Regions from separate parts of the Homo sapiens genome. Here all the other regions are linked to region 2. A link is an interaction called in ENCODE POLR2A ChIA-PET data of the cell type or tissue named here. Cell type or tissue: MCF 10A. All regions are shown on one strand. Region 1 overlaps PPARG (peroxisome proliferator activated receptor gamma). Region 2 holds the start of TMEM40 (transmembrane protein 40). Region 3 holds the start of MKRN2OS (MKRN2 opposite strand).

Region 1 (2,500 bases), 380 kb after region 2:
GAAAAAATGTACTGTAGTAGCAGTAATATAGTGAAGATAAGTTATATAATACAAAGTGACTTGGAATTGTTACTTATTAACTTATAAGGGGCCAAAATAATTCAAAGTTTGGATGATGGACTCTTAGCCTGAGATACAACTGACAGTGTAATCAAGGTAGAAAATGTCCCTAAGAAGGAAGTAAGCAAGAAAGGAAAGAAGAGAGGAAGGAAGGAGGGGGCGGGGAAGGCAAGATTGACCTCGTGCCAGCTCCCTTCCTGGCATTTCATAGATACCTAATATTTCATGGATAAATGGGTGAATAAATGAATGGTGAATGCCTTCTCTATTAGATTTCTAGTCTCTGGAGCATTATTTATTACAGGGTTACTGAGAGATGAGTCCAATTCTAGTCCTAGTAGTCTGAAAAGTGAAAATAAACATCATACTTTGGTACTCTTGAAGTTTCAGGTCATACTTGTAATCTGCAACCACTGGATCTGTTCTTGTGAATGGAATGTCTTCGTAATGTGGAGTAGAAATGCTGGAGAAGTCAACAGTAGTGAAGGGCTTGATATCAAAGGAGTGGGAGTGGTCTTCCATTACGGAGAGATCCACGGAGCTGATCCCAAAGTTGGTGGGCCAGAATGGCATCTCTGTGTCAACCATGGTCATTTCTGAAAGGAAAAATAGACTAGCTGTGAAGTTAAGTCCTAGAGAACACAGCAATCTCACAGAGTTTCAGAAAGAGAAATGAAAAGAGTCTTTGGCAAAGTAATCTCATCTGGGCGCTCACAACAACAGAAAAGAACATAACCACCTTCTTAGTGCTGTCTAGGCTGTTTTATGATAGAAAGGAAGTCACCCTTTACCCAGGTATCATAATAGAGGATCCTGAAACAGTGCAGATACATACAGTGTATCCATATAAATGCCTTTTTGCCAACAGGCCTGCTCTCATTAACTTCTACATTAGGTCATCAATTGAGTCTGTTAATGACTGCTGTTATTTATTTAAAATTTTGTCCAGCTTTATTGAGTATAATAGACAAAAATTTTTAAACTTAAGGTATACAGGCCAGGCACAGTGGCTCACACCTGTAATCCCAGCACTTTGGGAGGCGGAGGCAGGAGGATCACCTGAGGTCAGGAGTTCGAGACCAGCCTGGCCAACATGGTGAAACCTCATCTCTACTAAAAATACAAAAATTGGCCGGGTGTGGTAGCACGCCTGTAATCCCAGCTACTTGGGAGACTGAGACAGGAGAATCACTTGAACCTGGGAGGCAGAGGTAGCAGTAAGGTGAGATCACACCACTGCACTCCAGCCTGGGTGACAGAGCAAGACTCCACCTCAAAAAAAACCTAAACCAAAACAAAACAAAAAAACCCAAAAAACCAAAAAACAAACAAAACACTTAAGGTATTCAATGTGATGTTTTAATATACGTATTTACTATGAAATGATTATCATAATCAAGGTAATGAACATATTCATCACTTCACAGTTACCTTTTTGAGTATGAATATGTGTAGTGAGAACACTTAACATCTACTGTCTTAGCAAATTTCAAATATACCATACAGTATCACTAACTATAGTCACCATGCTGAAGGTGACCTATACTTAGCAGATGATCACCTTAGAAGGTGACCAGAGCTTATCCTGCATAACTGAAACTCTGGCTGATATCTCCCCATTGCTCTCACCCTCCAGCTCCTGGCAACCACCATTTTACTCACTGCTTTTATGAGTTCGACTTTTTTAGATTCCACGTGGATCATGTGGTATTTGTCTTTCTGTGTCAAATACCACCCAGTTTAATTCTCTTAGCATAACGTCCTCTAGGTTCATCTCTGTTGTCGCAAATGACAGGATTTCCTTCTCTTTTTAAGGCTGAATAATATTCTATTGGGTGTGTACATATACATCTGTATGTGTATATATGTATGTGTGTATATATATACAGATATATACTGTGTTTTCAAAAATCCATTCATCCATTGACACTTAGGTTGATTTCATATCTTGGCTATTGCGAATAATGCTGCAGTGAACATGGGAGAGCAGATAGCTCTTCAACATACTGATTCCATTTCCCTTGGATATATACCCAGAAGTAGGATTGCTAGATCATATGCTAGTTCTATTTTTAATTTTTTGAGGCAGTCCATTCTGTTTTCCATAATGACTATACCAATTTACATTCCTGCCAACAGTGTACAAGGGTTCCCTCTTATCCACATCCTTGCCAACACTTCTTATCTTCTGTGTTTTTGATAACAGCCATTCTAATGGGTGTGAGATGATATCTCACCGTGGTTTTGATTTGCATTTCCCTGATGATTAGTGATGGTGAGTACCTTTTCATATATCTGTTGGCCACTTGTATGTCTTCTTTCTAGAAATGGATATTCCTTTATCATTTTTTAACTGGGTTATTTGTTTTCTTGCAATTGAGTTTGTTGAGTTTCTTACATATTTTGGAATATTAATTCCATATCAGATGTACGATTTGCA
Region 2 (2,500 bases):
GGGGGCCAAGGCCGGAGGATCGCTTGAGGCTAGGAGTTCAAGACCAGCCTAACATAGCAAGATCTTGTCTCTACAAAAAATATAAAAATCAGCCAGGCGTGGGGGTGCATGCCTGTAGTCCCAGCTCCTCAGCAGGCTGAGGTGAGAGGATGGCTTGAGCCCAGGAGTTTGAGTTTGCAGTGAGTGATGATCGTGCCACTGCACTCCAGCTTGGGCAACAGAGCGAGACCCTGACTCAAAAAAAAAAAAAAATTAGTGAGCACCTACTGTCAGACATGATCCTAGGTCCTGTAGCAAAGCAATACGTAATGAGAAAATAGACATAACAAGAAAATATGCAGCACAGCAGATGGTGAGCAGTGAAGCAGGCAGAGGGAAAGCTGGTGTGGGGTTACTACTTTAAGCAGGATGGTCAGATAAGGCTTCATGGAGTAGGTGACTTGTGAGGAGAGAGCTGAAGTGAGCGGGGGGCCAGGTGGCTTTCTAGGGGGAGAGCACTCCAGGCAGAGGGAACAGCCAGGGCAAAGGCCCTGAGGAGGGAGCCCACCCAGGGGAACTGGAACATGTTCCAGTGTTACTGGAGCAGAGTGAGGGAGGAAGTCATGGGAACCAAGGTCAGAGAGGGCCAGAGGTGTGGGGAAGATCTCGCAGGGGCTTGTAAGACCTTGGGTTTTACCCTGAGTGCAGTGGGAGTGTGGCAGCTGCTGAGCGGGGAGGGACATGAGCTGCTTTGGGTTTGAACAGGACCCCCTGGCTGCCTGGCTGATGAGAATAGCCAGGGGCGAGGCGGGGAGCAGGGAGCCCAGTGTTGACACTGGCTGGATCAAGGTGACAGTTGAGGAGTGGAGAGAAGGGGCTGAATTCAGGCTATACTGAAGGCAGGACCAACAGGATTTTCCAGATGGGTCAGATACAGAGTGTGAGAAAGCAAAGTGTCAAGATCTGGGGGCTGAGCTTAGGGTATGGAAGACCCCTCTTCAGGAAGTCCTCCTGGGGAGCCCACAGCTCCTGGGCCTTGCCTGTTTCCCTCCAAGGCTGGGGGCTCCCGTGGTAGGACTTGTTTCCTGTCCTGCTGCCACAGTGCTGGATAAGTGAGAGGTGAGAGGTGGAGGCAAGCTGAGCTGGGGCCCTGCCCTCGGCTGTGTGAGGTCTGACACTGCTCCTCTCACCTCTCTAGGGACCTGTGTTTTCCCACTTGCACAAGGCGAGTGGGTGCTCTCCAAAAGTACTTCTAGCTGTAACCCAGTTTCCTCCCTAGGAGTGGGCACTGCCAGTCTCCTGAGCCCCCAGGCCCTCTCTCCTGCTCCCTGCCCAACCTCAGCCTCCTGGGAGCATTGGAATATCTTCCTTCCCCTCTGGGACGCGCAGGGCAGGTTGGGACACGTGGCTGGGGCCTGAGTCAGCCTCACCAATGTGGGTGGAGGGGGTACCTGGGACACGTCCCCTCCTTCCTTCCCAGAGCTTGGTACAGCCAAGGGTGGCACAGCTGCCCCCATTTCACTGTCTCCTGGAGTCTGAAGGCATGGCTGTGGCCCTGAGGCAGGACCAGGCATGTAGCTGCCCCACCTGCCCCTCCGCAGTGTTGTAGGGAAGAGTCAAGTCAGACAGGAAGGCCTGGGGCTGATAGCACCAGCAGGAAGGAATGCCATCCCAGTGAGCGAGTGGGGCCCAGGGACAACGTCACGGTAGTCCCGCCCTCCTTGCTGTCACAGGTGCAGCCTGTCCTCTCCTTCCCCTGACCAGCCCAGCATCCACATAGTCTACACAGAGCTCCCCTTGCTGCCCAGACAAGCTGAAGGACCACAGGTAATGGGACATGGGGCTGGGTGAGCAGTGGGGTGGAGTGTCAGCTTTTAAGGAAATCGGGAGAAAGAGTGTCCTCAATAGGCTTGATATTGTGTGGTTCCTTGGTGGACCTGGGTTTGAGTCCCAGCTCTGCATCTTCCTAGCTGTGTGAGAACCTGTCTCTACTTCAGGGGAGGATGACAAATATTCACCTTCCTGGGTTGTGTTGAGGTTTCCACCCGCCTATACTTGGCCATGGTAGGTGACCAGCTCCCAATTCTGTCACCAACTTGCTGCAAGACTTTCAGAAAAACCCTTGACCTTTCTGAGCCTCAGTTTCCCTACTTGTAAAATGAAGGGTCCAGCTAGATCTCTGAAGGCACCTCACACCCTCACTGTTATGGAACCTAACAGCTTAGGAGGGGAGGGGTGTTCCCGCAAATGTCTCAGCCTCTGCACCACCATCAGTGACTACAGGCAGCTGCCCCTCTCTCTGCCCTTCCTGGAGGAAGCCACCCTGGGCTGCCAGCCAGGTTTGGGAGACTTGGAAGGAAGAAGTCAGCCGTCCTCTGCCTCCAGCTCAAAGGCACCCCCGGGGAGGATATGCCAGAGAGCTGGGCCATGGGGAGGGGGCCCTGCTGCCTGTTGGGGGCTCAGGCACAGGTGGTGTGGCCCAAGGGGAGGGGGGCTTGGCAGACCTCTCAGAGCTCCCCCC
Region 3 (2,500 bases), 210 kb after region 2:
TGCGGTGGCTCACGCCTGTAATCCCAGCACTTTGGGAGGCTGAGGCAGCAGGATCACCTGAGGTCAGGAGTTTGAGACCAGCCTGGCCGACATGGTGAAACCCCATCTCTACTAAAAGTACAAAAATTAGCTGGGTGTGGTGGCGGGCACCTGTAATCCCAGCTACTCAGGAGGCTGAGGCAGAATTACTTGAACCCAGGAGGCGGAGGTTGCAGTGAGCCGAGATCACACCACTGCACTCCAGCCTGGCGACAAGAGTGAGACTCTGTCTCAAAAAAAAAAAAAAAAAAAAAAATCCCATGTACCCTTTAAATATATACACCCATTATGTACCCACAAAAATAAGAAAATTAAAAAATTATTTTAAAATTGAAAAATTATATACTGCATATAATAAAATGCACAGCTTGATGATTTTTCACAAATGGAATACTCCCATATTATTAACACCCAGATGAGTCACAACAGCCCTGGACCCGAGAAACCACCTCTGTCCTCTCCCAGTCAGTATCTCCCTCCTGTAACCGCTATCCTTATTTCTAACAGGGCTGTTAACTTTTTAAAAAAATCCCCAGAACATTCTGGATGTTAATTTTTTTATAAGCAAAATTACTTTTATAATATAAAATGTCAAAATAAAATAGCCTTAAATAAGGATTTATTTATGCAACAACAAATGATCTAACCAATTCTGGGAACACAAAAGTAAAGGTCTCCAATTTCAAGAAGCTCACAGACTAACGGGAGAAACAAAACTAAATGATTAAATAACAGTTCTAGGCTTGGTGCAGTGGCTCATGCGTGTAATTCCAGCTCTTTGGGAGGCTGAGGAAGGCCTCTTCAAGTCCAGCCTGGCCAACATGGTGAAACCCCCATCTCTACCAAAAAACACAACAATTAGTTGGGTATAGTGGCGTGTGTCTGTAGTCCCAGCTACTCCGGGAGGCTGAGTGGGGAGAATCACTTGAACCTGAGGGTGGAGGTTGCAGTGAGCCAAGATCGTGCCACTGCACTCTAGCTTGGGTGACAGAGTGAGACCCTGTCTCTAAATAAATAAATAAGAGTTCTGACGGAAATATGAATCCAGCGCTGCCACTGCAAGGGAAGACTGGGGGAAGCTGACAAAACTTCCACAGAAAAGTGAGGCTTTAAAGGATGAATAGGAGCTGGCAGTTATCAGTTACCATAAACAATGGAAATAAACAAATAGAAACTAGCTCTTTAAGATACAGTCTATGGGGAGGCCTGGCTACTGGTTAATCCTATCTGGTTTGGCTTCTGAAGCCATCAGTCAGGATGACATCACCATTGATCAGGTTCCTTGGGGCGGTGTGCATTCGCCAGGTGTATAATGAGGAAAAGGAAGTCTCCGGAAACCTCCCCTAGCATTCCAGGAGGCGAAAGCTATGCACTGCGCAGAGGCTGGGAAGGCTTTAATTAAATTCAACCACTGTGAGAAATACATCTACAGCTTCAGTGTGCCCCAGTGCTGCCCTCTCTGCCAGCAGGACCTGGGCTCGAGGAAGCTGGAGGACGCACCTGTTAGCATCGCTAATCCATTTACTAATGGACATCAAGAAAAATGTTCATTCCTCCTCAGACCAACTCAGGGGACATTTCTTAGGTACAGTGTTTTTTACAGTGTTAAATTGCATTGTGCAAACTTTTCCTTCTGTTTTAGTCACTAAAGTTTCCTTTTCTTAATACATAATGTGTGAGGTTTGGTGGACAATTTTTTCGGTGCTTTGGCTTTAAATCCTGAGATGCAGTCCTACTGGCTTCATAAAAACAGATGGTGTGCATATGTTCCTGCAGTGACAAGTGCAAGAATATATGTGGAATATATGAAGAGTAAACCTGCTCATATGATTTTCAGAGAGAAAAATATGTGCTCAGAGGCTAACCAGGAAAATGACCCAGCAGCTAATCTTATCTAAATAATACCTTTACTGTCAGTTAATTTGTAGTTTCAGTGACAAACAGGTACAACCTACAGGGCCCGATGAACGGGCACTTGCAGACTATTTTGTATGGAGGCAAATTAAACTGAAGACTAGAACTGATCTATTTCCACTGTAGACACCACCTGGCTTTAAGAACAAATTCAGTTCTCTCTTGCTGAGAGCGCTAGCATAAACAAAAAGGATGAATTAGAAAGCAAAAGAAAGGATTATACCTTTTTTTTTTCCCCGAGACAGAGTTTCGCTCTTGTTGCCCAGGCTGGAGTGCAATGGTGTCTCAGCTTACTGCAACCTCCACCTCCCGGGTTCAAGCGATTTTCGGGAGCCTGCCTCAGGCTCCCGAGTAGCTGGGATTACAGGCGCCCACCACCACACCCGGCTAATTTTTGTATTTTTAGTAGAGACGGGGTTTCACCATGTTGGCCAGGCTGGGCTCAAATTCCTGACCTCAGGTGATCCACCTGCCTCAGCCTCCCAGAGTGGTGGGATTACAGGCATCAGCCACTGTGCCCCGCCAGGTTTATATTTTATTGTCCCCG

What was found. ChIA-PET counts read pairs that join two places held together with the same protein. Peaks named below come from ENCODE experiments on the same cell type or tissue, not always from the same donor. Only the 100,000 strongest peaks of a DNase experiment are listed, where the experiment ranks them.
Region 1: POLR2A ChIA-PET joins it to region 2 with 5 read pairs; 2 of 35 experiments call an interaction of 5 or more read pairs at or near these places.
Region 3: POLR2A ChIA-PET joins it to region 2 with 6 read pairs; 3 of 35 experiments call an interaction of 5 or more read pairs at or near these places.

Annotation. Positions count from the first base shown.
Region 1 is chr3:12,377,860-12,380,359 of GRCh38, reverse strand. PPARG (peroxisome proliferator activated receptor gamma) reads right to left here. Exons shown (of 8, transcript NM_138711.6): 3 at 429-656. The coding sequence starts at 648. Among named protein-coding and RNA genes, the nearest start is that of PPARG, 90 kb to the right of the region's middle. In MCF 10A, no CTCF peak of the experiment used is centred here; no DNase peak of the experiment used is centred here.
Region 2 is chr3:12,758,497-12,760,996 of GRCh38, reverse strand. It overlaps TMEM40 (transmembrane protein 40), which reads left to right and starts at 1,738. Exons shown (of 12, transcript NM_018306.4): 1 at 1,738-1,806. RefSeq lists a silencer at 1,036-1,125 and an enhancer at 1,150-1,735. In MCF 10A, no CTCF peak of the experiment used is centred here; a DNase peak (open chromatin) is centred at 1,486.
Region 3 is chr3:12,544,371-12,546,870 of GRCh38, reverse strand. MKRN2OS (MKRN2 opposite strand) reads left to right here and starts at 1,372. Exons shown (of 4, transcript NM_001195279.2): 1 at 1,372-1,624. The coding sequence starts at 1,407. In MCF 10A, no CTCF peak of the experiment used is centred here; a DNase peak (open chromatin) is centred at 1,320.